Regions from separate parts of the Homo sapiens genome. Here region 1 is linked to region 2. A link is a contact called in ENCODE Hi-C data. All regions are on one chromosome and are shown on one strand. Each heading gives the region's core, a stretch centred on a gene start or an enhancer-like site at or near the end of the contact. The rest is flanking DNA. Distances are from core to core; before and after follow the strand shown. Region 1 overlaps EBF1 (EBF transcription factor 1). Region 2 has its middle 22 kb from the start of LINC02227.

Region 1 (6,094 bases), core at 2,968-5,467, 530 kb after region 2:
AGATCTATGCCCGTGCGGCTGATGGGGTGGCGTGGAGGTTGTAAACTGAAGACCCACCGCGAAGCTAAAGAGTCACTCTGACGCAATCTAGTTAAATGACAGTATGGCAGTAGGCCGTTTACCCAGGCCAAGGAAGCTGTGGCTTGTCAAAGACATTAAAATCCAAATGTGCCAGCAACGGTGCCAAATGTACTCTAGGCCTTGCAAACACATAATCCAGACAAACTGAATTAAATTGCAACCAGTTTATAATTAATTTGCTTTTGAAAGTTGTGCCATGAGAATAAATGTGCCAACAATTATTTGCAATGAATTGTTCTTAGGGTGCCCCCAACTTAATAATGCCTCTGTAAGCAAGAGAGGGTTTGGTATTGGTTACTTGTATTGGCATTGGCTTCTAACCTAATGAGGGGGTACGGAGAATTTAGAGACAGATTCCAGGAACCTTAACCTTTCTGTCAACCTAATGGAGTCTGTTACCAATGCGGTCAGTAGCGTGGCCCTGTGGCCTCCCTGACCTCAGATGCCAGCCTCACTCTGCCCAAGATGCTAAGATTAGAAACATATTTATCTCGCTGAGGCACTGCCTTTCTGGACACCATTTTGTAAGCACAAATATTCACGGGAAAGGTAAAAACAGTAAGAGACTAAGGCACTAATGCTTCATGTGAATTCATTTCTCATACCATTTTTCTCTAGGACTTACGGAGCCAAGCAAAGTGTGAGCCCTGAGTACATATGAACAAAAAACTAAAATAATGTAAAAAGAAGAAATAATCCTGAAACTTAACATGGAGTGTTATGTGCCAAGCATTTTTTTTCCCCACCAATCCTCAGGGGAAAAAAATTACAGAGAAGTAATTGGGCCGGGCGCAGTGGCTCACGCCTGTAATCCCAGCACTTTGGGAGGCCGAGGAGGGCGGATCACGAGGTCAGGAGTTCAAGACCAGCCTGGCCAACATGGTGAAACCCCATCTCTACTAAAAATACAAAAATCAGCCGGGAGTGGTGGCGGGCACCTGTAATCCCAGCTACTTGGGAGTCTGAGGCAAGAGAATCGCTTGAATCCGGGAGGCAGGGGTTGTAGTGAGCCGAGATTGCACCACTGCACTCCAGAATGGGCAACAAGAGCGAAACTCCATCTAAAAAAAAAAGAGAGAGAGAGAGAAGTAATTGCAGAGTAGATGTATATTAGAGGCCTCAGGACTTAGAGCTAAAAAACAGCAGACGCAGGATTCAAACTGAGGGCTAACTCAGCAGCCTGGGACCTCCACCTTCTGCTTTTCATATCAACAATGGCCATATCTCACTGCTCCTCTCTTTCCAGAGCACAGGGGCCAGAGTGAGACCTGGAATGTGACTGACTTTTAGACCAGAGCTGGACATCAAAATGAATTCCATCCCATTCTTAATTGTCACTTTGGAAGACTGCTTGAGAGCATTTGCAGCTCTTCTTGGAAATCCAGGCAGAATGTTTTGAGTTCATCTCAATATAGTAGTTCCCTTACAGGGACGCATCATTTCTGATCTAAAATGATCTTTAATCGACTGATGTTTTACACCAGCCTCGTTATCAAATTACTGCTGGCTGTTTCCGAAACTCAGATCAACCCTCAAAGAGTAGAAGTGTGCTACCATTGAGGGGAGTCACAAGAAGATGCTGCAGGTTCAGCCAGCAGCTGAAAGGAAGAGTAGCAAAGAGTTGCTTAGCAATGGCTTACCAAAGGAGGAGTACCTGCAGGCCATTGCTTTGTTTATGCAACAAATACTTATTTCTTACAGTTGTTACTTATTTGTTACAAGCTCCTGCTTGAATATGCCAGATACTGCATTAATTAAATAAATATAAATGTGTGTGTGTGTGTGTGTGTGTGTGTGTGTGTGTGTGTGTGTGTGTGTCTTTCAGATTTAGAAATTTGCCCAAGGTCACAAAGCTAATAAATGGCAAAGGCAAGATTTGAACCCATGTCAAACTCCAGCAACACACTCCAGTCCACAGTCTTGTAGTACCAAGGAGGCTTCTACTTTGGAGCGACACGGTGTGTCACAGGCTTTTCAGATCAAGTTCTATGCTGCAGTTTCCTTTCACTGAGATGCAGCCTAATGGTCTCTGAATGTTTTTCACCAGGAGGAGAATGAGAGCTGAGAGTAACTTTCCCTGAAAGGACATTTGTAACCATTAAAAGAAAGAGAACTCAAAAAGAAGTTCAAGAGGGTTTTCAAAACTGGACTTTTAACTGGAAGCTTAATTGCAGGATGTACCTTAGAATGCACGCACACATAGACACACACACACACACGCACACACACACACGCACGCACACTTTCAGATATTCCTTCTAAAATAGCTCTTGACAATTTGTTTCAAATCATGAAATCACGACCTTAAGGTCTTCCAAGTTATCTTCAACCATCCAAACAATTAATTCTTTGAGAAAGACATACTTACTAAAAGAAAAAAGAAGTTGAAAATATTGAAAATATTATAGAAAGGTTCCAATGGAATTAACCAGAAGAGAAGGTTCTAGATGTTAAGCATGTACTACCACTCCCACTACCTCTGCCACCAACACTTCTTTTTTTTTTTTTTTTTTTTTTGAGATGGAGTCTCGCTCTGTCGCCCAGGCTGGAGTGCAGTGGCGCGATCTGGGCTCACTGCAAACTCCACCTCCCGGGTTCACACCATTCTCCTGCCTCAGCCTCCGGAGTAGCTGGGACTACAGGCGCCTGCCACCACGCCCAGCTAATTTTTTGTATTTTTAGTAGAGACCGGGTTTCACCGTGTTAGCCAAGATGGTCTCGATCTCCTGACCCTGTGATCCACCTGTCTAGGCCTCCCAAAGTGCTGGGATTACAGGCGTGAGCCACACTTCTAATGAAAAATGCTAGCAGCTCCCAATTACTAAGAACTCTGTGCCAAGCTCTCTGCTGAGTGCTTTCTATACATTATACCATTCACTCTTCACAAGCGCCCTGTGAGATAGACATTATTATCCCCATTTTACAGATGAGAAAACTGAGGCTTCATAAATTTAAACATTACTTGAACAGCCAATAAAATTATAGATATTTACCAGACTTTTCTGTAAGGTATTATTAATACAATGGTAAGCACTGTCATGGATGCAAGAAAATACTGGAATTTAAATGACAAAGATTAAGTCACATAAGAAATGAAAATTGATGAGGCAGGTCTAAGCAGGAAGTCCCAAGAGGGCAGGAACCAAATCTGTTTTGTTGCAAATTAGGTCTGGCATAATATCTGGCCTATAGGAGATGCTGAATCAACAGTTGTAGCTAAATGTAGAAAACAATACGTAGCAAGTGAGTATATTAGAACTCTCTGAACATTTTATCTCCAGAGCACTTGGTTAATCAAGGTTCAAGAAAAAAATGGTCCCAACTCTGCCACTACCATTTCAAAGCTCCTTGACCCAGGGTGTTTCAGGTAAGCCATAGTTCCATGGCATGTGCCTCTTCTTTTTATTTGGGTCTGGCACCAGAGGCTGAATCAGAAAATCTCCATTTCCCTTTGTCCCTATTCTGCCATGGACGCTTCCTCTGCCAAACATTTCATAGTTCCTTTATGGCCGCATGATATTTTTCAAGGGAAATGATTGGCAAACAGCCAATACCCCTAATGCAGAAAAGATGCCAACATCACTCCCAGGTTTAAATACCTTCAAGGAGACCCTCAACTGAAGTGGTCCTTACAACCAATCTGACTTTTTTTCACTCTCTTTTTGTGGGAATATCTTTTACACGAGGCTTAGAGGGAAAAAGGAAAAAATAATAATAAGAAAACGTAAAGAAAAAGAAAACCTGCCTGAAATGAAAAATTCCAATCTTGCCTCTGTAAAAATCCTTCAAGCCCAGTCAGCTGCCCCTCCCCCTTGATCCAAGCCTCTGTGTTTCCCGGCAAAGAGGTTAGAAAGCTGTTGAAAAACATTCTCCTGCTGAATTGAGACTGACATCTGACAGAGCTCGGTGGTGTCCTAACTTGAGTGAATTTAAATGACAAGCTTGGCTTTATAAGTAAGGGATCCTCTTTTACAATAGAACAGCATGATTGCTTCATGGCAGAGGGGGAAAAGAGGGAGAATCAAAGTTTTCTTCAAATCCCCAGTGGTGCCATTGACCTGTCAGAAGGTTGTGACCCACTCCTGTTAATCCATGCAAATCAGATGCCTCCAATTTGCGGTGCTGATTGGAGTACCACACCTTTAAATTCAGGAAGCGGCCTTAGAGTGAGGTTCCGATCACAGAGTTCAGTTCACCTCTCATTTTTTTCTTCTTCAAAAACATGATGACAGCTGACTTCCTTCCCGCCCTGCCCTTACTCAGTCAGGGAAGACTGTCTGATGGTTTCCTGATTAGCATCAAGGCAAAAGCAGCATGTTTTTCATAGGCTATCGCTATTACCTAAATTATAGGCCTGTTGCTCTCAGCATTTTCCCCCCACAGACAGGTTAATATACACATCCCACTGGTATTATTGCTTTGCGAAGTCACCCAGTCATTTTTATGACATAGAGGGGAGAAGGCCTGGAATTCCCCGGAAGAGGCTTCAGATCCAGATGAGAGACTCTTACACAACCAGAAACGCCGTTTTCTAACCATCCCATTCAAAACTTAACAACACTTCCCACGTTCAATGCCATGTGCCGTGCATATTTTAAACCATGGGTAATTTCAAGCAGAAACATTCAGAAAAAGAAAATGAAAAGGCTGGTATTTTGGATATCAGGAATATGTGATTGCCCACACGATTCGCACATTACTCAAGTTGTCCCCAAGTCATCTTGAACTGGCTACTTAAACAATGTAAGTGACCAGAATTTTTGTGCATCATATCAAGGTAATTCAAAATTCTAGTGAGAGGAGGGATTATTTAAAGGACTTCAGTGAATTTGCATTTTCCAAAGCTTGGAAAATAACTTTCTTAAAGAACCCCTGAACCATTAACATATCTGAGGAATAAATAATTGTAATAACCATTTGCCCATATTTTAGAAAATATACTATTCCTAACACCAAAAAAAGATGCCAAACATAAAACAAATCGAAATAAACTAAAACAAAAATATAAAGAAAAACTCTAGCTCTACTTAAGAATTTTTTTTTTTTTTTTGAGACGGAGTCTTACTCTGTCACCCTAGTTGGAGTGCAGTGGCTTGATCTCAGCTCACTGCAACCTCTGTCTCCAGCGTTCAAGAGATTCTTCTGCCTCAGCCTCCTGAGTAGCTGGGATTACAGGAGTGTGCCACCACACCTGGAAGATTTTTGTATTTTTAGTAGAGATGGGGTTTCACCATGTTGACCAAGCTTGTCTGAATCTCCTGACCTCAGGCAATCTGTCTGCCTCGGCCTCCCAAAGTGCTGGGATTACCGGCCTGAGCCACCAGGCCTGTTCAAGAATTTTAAAGACATAAATAATATATAATTCTTTCAAAATAGGAAGACTTTTAAGACAAAAGAATATATATGTATGTATATATATATATACTTTCAAGATAGAAAGACTCAATTTAGTAGAGATGTCAACTTCCCTAGTCTTTAATACATTACTCAACTTTCTAAAGACATTATTTTAACCAAAAATATGATTCATTCATATACAAGAATAAATAAGCAATAATAGTCATGAAAATGGGGGATGATTATATAATTAAAACACATTATACAGCCATAGCAATTAAAATCATGCAGTAAGAGAATCAAACTAGATCGACCAATCAATGGAACAGAACAGAAAGCCATGTGCCTATATATCCCTAGTTAGGGTGGCTATTCAAAATAGCAGAATTGACACCTACATTGTCCCTGGAGCTCCAGTCTGGAAGACATAATACCACACTCACTCCTTTAAATGCACCAGAGAAGCCCCTTTAAATTGATAGAGAAGGGTCTGAACTGAGGGGGAAGGAAAGGAGGGGACACTTAGAGCAGCAGATATTTACCAATCAGCATGGAAGCATTTTAAGATTTTAATAAGGGCTATAGTCATATTGTAAGTATCAGTGGAATATCTACCCTATATTTACTGATAATAAATGAGGCATTCTAAATCATTAAGAGAAAGTGAGCTTATTCA
Region 2 (5,538 bases), core at 1,102-3,601:
GAGGATCACAAGGTCAGGAGATTGAGACCGTCCTGGCTAACACAGTGAAACCCCATCTCTACTAAAAATACAAAAAATAGCCAGGCATGGTGACGGGCACCTGTAGTCCCAGCTACTAGGGAGGCTGAGGCAGGAGAATGGCATAAACCTGGGGAACGGAGCTTGCAGTGAGCCAAGATAGCACCACTGCACCCCAGCCTGGGTGACAGATCGAGACTCCGTCTCAAAAAAAAAATTCTTATGTCATAAGTCAAGAGAGGATATTATCAGTATGTCTCAAGAAGTGATAGCATACATGCTCTGCAGGGTTTTAATAGATATGCTCAGAAGTGCTCCAAGCTAAAAGAGGCTGGGGACACTGGCTTAAACAACAGATTGTTTTGCTGCAGGACTTCTCCAGGCTTTAAATATGCTCATTCACACTGTGACTCTAGAAAACAGGAAAAAGTATGCAGCATTTTTAGACTTTTTTTTTAAACAATGGAACCTTCTCTCCCACTTCATCTACCTCCTCCCCTACACACACACACATACACCCACACACACGCACACACAATTAATTGTCTACAGAATAAACTTTGAGAAATACTTGCACTGGCTTGTCTGGTTCTCTTAAACAAATAGTATTCACCTTCTCCAAAACGTTTCATCCCAGTGATTAATAGTTTACTTCGTGTCTGAGATGAGTTTTACCGTCTTAGAAAGCCACATTCCTCAGATCTTAGAGGGAAATAAAATAAGGAAATTACCATCACATGAAGCAAACAGAAAACAGTTGGAATCATTTCAGCAGACCAGAGAAGAGGGTAGCAGACACTGTTGATACTACCCACCATCCATTCCTCCTTCCTTTTTCTTAGAGGAACCCTGACTTTGTTCAGGTATCAACCTCTCCCCCATGAAGACTTGTGCCTTGAAAAACTTGACCCCATCTCCAGCCCCAGAAGTGGGCCTGATTGGGTTACTAATAATCTCATTCCCCTTGTCTGTGATTAGTTCAGCAAGGGCACATGACCCAGTCCTGGTCAACATGTAAGAAGTCTGATTACCTTGAAGCCACCATGCTGTGAGGAAGCCCAAGATACACAGAGAGGTCATGTGTAGGGTCTCTGGGCATCAGTCCTAGCTGAAGGTCAGCCTTCACGTCATGCCAGCCTAGGCCTTGACATGTGAATGAGGAAGCTTCCAGATGATTTCAGCCCTAAGTTATTTTAGTGACCCTCAGCTGAATTATCCCAGCCTGCTGAGGTCCTGGACATTACAAAACAGAGATAAATCATCTCCACCATGTCTGGCCTGAATTCCTGACCCACGATATTTGCAAGCACAGTAAAATAGTGGTTGCTTTATGCCAGTCAGTTTTGGGGTAGTTTGTTATACAGCTATAAATAACTAGGACACCTGTCATTCTTAGTTTGGTTTCATAACTTAGTGGCTCATGGCCTAGGCCTCCTTTTTAAAACAAAAACAAAATTAAATAATTTTGAGAAGAGTTTAGATATTTTGTGATTCACCCTTTCCAACTCTGATGCAATTGGATACTCCCTGGTTGGAGATGGTGTTTGATATTTTTTCAGTTCAGTTTCCTCCATCTAGAATTCTGATATAGACATATAGATGCAGCTGTTGATACTCTGTATCTGAAAACTGATAGAATGTTCTGAAATTTAATTCCATTCTATTTTCTGTATATCTTTCTTGAGAGGTTTTAATTGTTAGGCAAATTTTAAACCAATTCTGTATAGAATGTATAACTAATTAAAGTCAAAGTAACTCTCGCACTTGAGTTTTGTATTTCATTGCCTTTGCCCTCCTACACTGTAGGAAACATTGAATAGCGCCAGGCTTTTGAGCATCTGGAAATCCTATACAATTCAGGCTGTGAATAAAAATATTCTACCATTTCCTGGCCATTTTGTTCTGTTAAATACCAAAATTGGGTTTATTCCTTTGTAAATGATGAAGAGGGGGCAGAAATGAATGTATATTTCTAAAAACATTTTTATGTTTTAGAAATGACCATACTGTTTCATAAAATAGCTCCACAAATTAAGTAATTTTGAAAATCTGTTTCTGACTAAAACCCAGTTCTAAAAATGAAAGCATTCATTGATTAATTCATGCATTCATTCAATAACTATTTATTGAGTATCCATTATGTGCTAACCATTATGTTGGGTAATGGGAATTCAGAGGTGAACAAACCCAAAGATTTCTCTTGGAGGAATTCTAAAGAGACATAGAAAATGTTTTCCTGGTGATTACCCTCCCTGAGCTTGGTTTCAGTCCCACTTCTGCAACAGCTGCAGAAGGTCTCAGAAGCACATTTGCAATATCTCCAGCTACTTTGTCACTGTTGGCAATAGGCAGGAAGAATCTTAGGTGGAGCTGTTCTTTTGCTAAATTAAACAATGATCAAAACTCTGCTCATTTTTTCCATCACTAAATGTCATCTAATTTCCCCTGGCTGTTAAGACAGTATGTGTGTGTGTGTGTGTGTGTGTGTGTGTGTGTCTGTGTGACAAATGCATAAAGGATCATACACACAGAAAAAAAAGCAAGTAAGAAAATATACTGGGTGAGGCATAATTTACCACACAGTTAAAAAACAATGTGTACTCAGCCCATAAAAGATATTTGCTACTTTAAGATGTTGCAATGGACATCTGTTGATTTGCCTGACCACCATATGTTACTTTTCCTAGTAACATCACCCTGTTTTTGTGTACAGAAACCAATTCTCACTCTGTGTTTTGAGTGTGGTGAACCCTACACCCCAGTTCTAGGAGTAGCCATGTGACATAAGCTGCCAATCACCATAGGACAATCCTCAGGCCACTATGATTGGCTTAGTGGCAACGACATGACTCAAGCTAGTCCAATGAGAGCTTACTCCAAGATCCTAAAACAGCCTGAATAGAGACACCTGGTCTTCCCAAGTTGCTCTGGGATTGTGACAGGATATGATGTATCCTTGGGGTTCCTGGCTGCCATCTTGCTATTACATGGGAAGATTTATCCAGAAAATGGAGCCAACTCAGGAGAAGGTAGATCTGAGATAAAGAGAGAAAATCACATCCCACAATATTTAAGCCATTTTGCCCAGACTGAAAATTTCTTAACATTTCTTTTTTTGCTGTTTTTTTTAATTAGCAAACCTGCCAGTTTTAGTAACTTCTGTTTCTCTAGATGTTTGCAAACTAACCAGTGTATATCTAGTACTTAAACATGCACTTTGCTTTAATAAGCTGCCTTTCAAGTCATTAGAGAAGGATTTAGAGGTTAAAGAATGATGTGGTAGGTAATTTATGTTTGAATCAACCTCCTCTTTTATAGACTATGTTAAAAAGTGCCTATAAATATTTCTTCTTGGCATCTTCAGCAATCTTAATGGGTTAAGTGCCCAGCATGTTCTACATGAGGTTCAATTCACAGTGATGTACCTGAGCAGGAATGGACTTCCCTCTTACTTACCATTTCCGTTCTCTTGTTTCCATCACTACCTCAAAGTCTGTCTCCTCTGCAGTTCAGGCAGTGTATCTCTGAGAAGGTCACTAAAATATATGTTCCTGGGCCAGGCGTGGTGGCTGTATCCCAGCACTCTGGGAGGCCAAGGCAGGTGGATCACCTGAGGTCGGGAGTTCAAGACCAGCCTGACCAACATGGAGAAACCCCATCTCTACTAAAAAATACAAAAATTAGCTGGGCATGATGGTGCATGCCTGTAATCCCAGCTACTCGGGAGGCTGAAGCAGGAGAATCACTTGAACTGGGGAGGCAGAGGTTGCGGTGAGCCGAGATGGCGCCATTGCACTCCAGCCTGGGCAACAAGAGCGAAATTCCATCTGTGTGTGTGTGTGTGTGTGTGTGTGTGTGTGTGTGTCTGTCTGTCTGTCTGTCTGTCTGTTCCTGGCCTTAAGCCCTTGCTCCCACTAGGGGCTTAAAGATTCTGATTCCTGTAAACCTAGGTGGGAATCCAGGAATACCCATTTTTTCACAAGCGACCCAATAATCTCACATGAGGTACTCCTTGTTAAGTACTGGTTTAAGGAATTAGAATCCTAAGGGAGAATGGCTGGAGGGATCTTTACGTATAATCTAGTATAGTCTTAACCTCCAATATTAATTTCAGAGGTTGAGACCCAGAAGTGAAAGTAAATGGTGTCAGCACTGGAATGCAAGTCTGTTAAATTTCTCCAAAACCCTTTCTACTGCACTTGTATGGTCTTCACATTCAAACCTGAAACAGAATGCAGTTGTGCTCTCCCCAATAGTCTGAACTCAATATTAAATTTTTAGAAAAAGAAAGAGGATGCAAGAATAATGTGAGACCTCTTAGCTGGTGGATAATGCTATCCTGATGTGGTCTCTGATCAGTTATTTTGCTTATAGGACAGAGAACATCTGTAATGATAACCTGGCTGCAATTTACTGAGAATATAATATGTGCTACGCACTGTACTCATAGATGTATTCTTTCTTTTAAAGTTCAATCGTGCCTAGAAAAGAGGCACTAGCACTGCCTCTGAATGTGAAAAGTGAAGTGAAGTAATTTGCCCCAAATCACTCAGCCAGGATGCAACTGTGATTTCAATCCCAATAGGCACTGGTAGCATGCCTTTCTCCCTCTCCTTTCTCTTTCTTCTCCTTTCTCTCCATCTCCTCCTCCTTCTCACCAAGGACTAGATCCATGACCTCAGCTGGCAAACCTACAAATATGGACGATTTGTCATAAGACAAGAGTGGCTGGCAGTGTACACCATCCCCATCTAGTACTTTAGAATGGAGTGAAAAGCTTTGTCTTTTCCAACAGAGCACATGTTCTAAAATAAAGCCTTGGAAAGTTCAGCTGCCTGGGGCATGTCAGAGATCATTGAGCTTGAATCTCTGGAAGTAAAAGGCAAAGTCTAGGATATACTTAATGATGAGGATGGTAGTGATGATGATGATGATGATGATGATGATAAAAAATAACACCCATTGAGAGCCAGTGATGTACTGGATATTTCTCAGGGTTCTGTATCCATGATCTCTTTTACTCTTCACAACAGTCCTAAGATGTAGGGACCATAATTAATCCCACTGCTTTTATAAATAAACTGAGTCAGCGATAGGTTAAGGAAATGGCCACAGTTCCGAGTAAGTAGTGGAGGTGGGAATCAAATTTAGGGAACTGAGTCTCCTAAACCTGGGTACAATAGGATGACAGCTACATAACAGAACTGAATTACTTGCCTAATCAGGATGAGTAAATCCCTAATTTAGAGTCTTTGGAAGTATCCAGAAGGAACACGTCTCGTGCTTCTTTTGCATTTCTCCTAGTCCTTAAGGACAATATGGATATGGAGAATAATAACAATAATATTGATTACTAACATGTTCTGAGAATGTACTCTCTGTGTTGGATACCTTTAGCCCTTTGAAAGCGTTATGCCATTTAACCCTACAATCATCCCATGAGTTGGTTATTGTTATTAACTCCACTTGCAGATAAAGAGGTTACATAACTTGCCTAATGTTATTGCCCAAGTTGATATC

The links. Hi-C counts contacts between places; a loop is a spot of excess contacts on that map. Pooled maps may share reads with other maps.
Region 1: a loop to region 2 is called in a pooled map, with 3 times the contacts of the local background. The contact joins two enhancer-like sites. A Hi-C loop is called at or near these places in 3 of 37 single-sample maps with no recorded cell type and 4 of 50 pooled maps.

The regions. Positions count from the first base shown.
Region 1 is chr5:158,954,179-158,960,272 of GRCh38, forward strand. The region is part of intron 6 of EBF1 (EBF transcription factor 1); the gene reads right to left. Among named protein-coding and RNA genes, the nearest start is that of EBF1, 140 kb to the right of the region's middle. RefSeq lists enhancers at 49-178, 3,642-4,504, 4,233-4,302, 4,333-4,382. Within about 2 kb of position 4,218, at least 5 of the 41 ENCODE cell types and tissues checked have a DNase peak (open chromatin) inside an H3K27ac peak, as active enhancers do.
Region 2 is chr5:158,429,125-158,434,662 of GRCh38, forward strand. No RefSeq gene overlaps it. Among named protein-coding and RNA genes, the nearest start is that of LINC02227, 22 kb to the left of the region's middle. Within about 2 kb of position 2,352, at least 7 of the 41 ENCODE cell types and tissues checked have a DNase peak (open chromatin) inside an H3K27ac peak, as active enhancers do.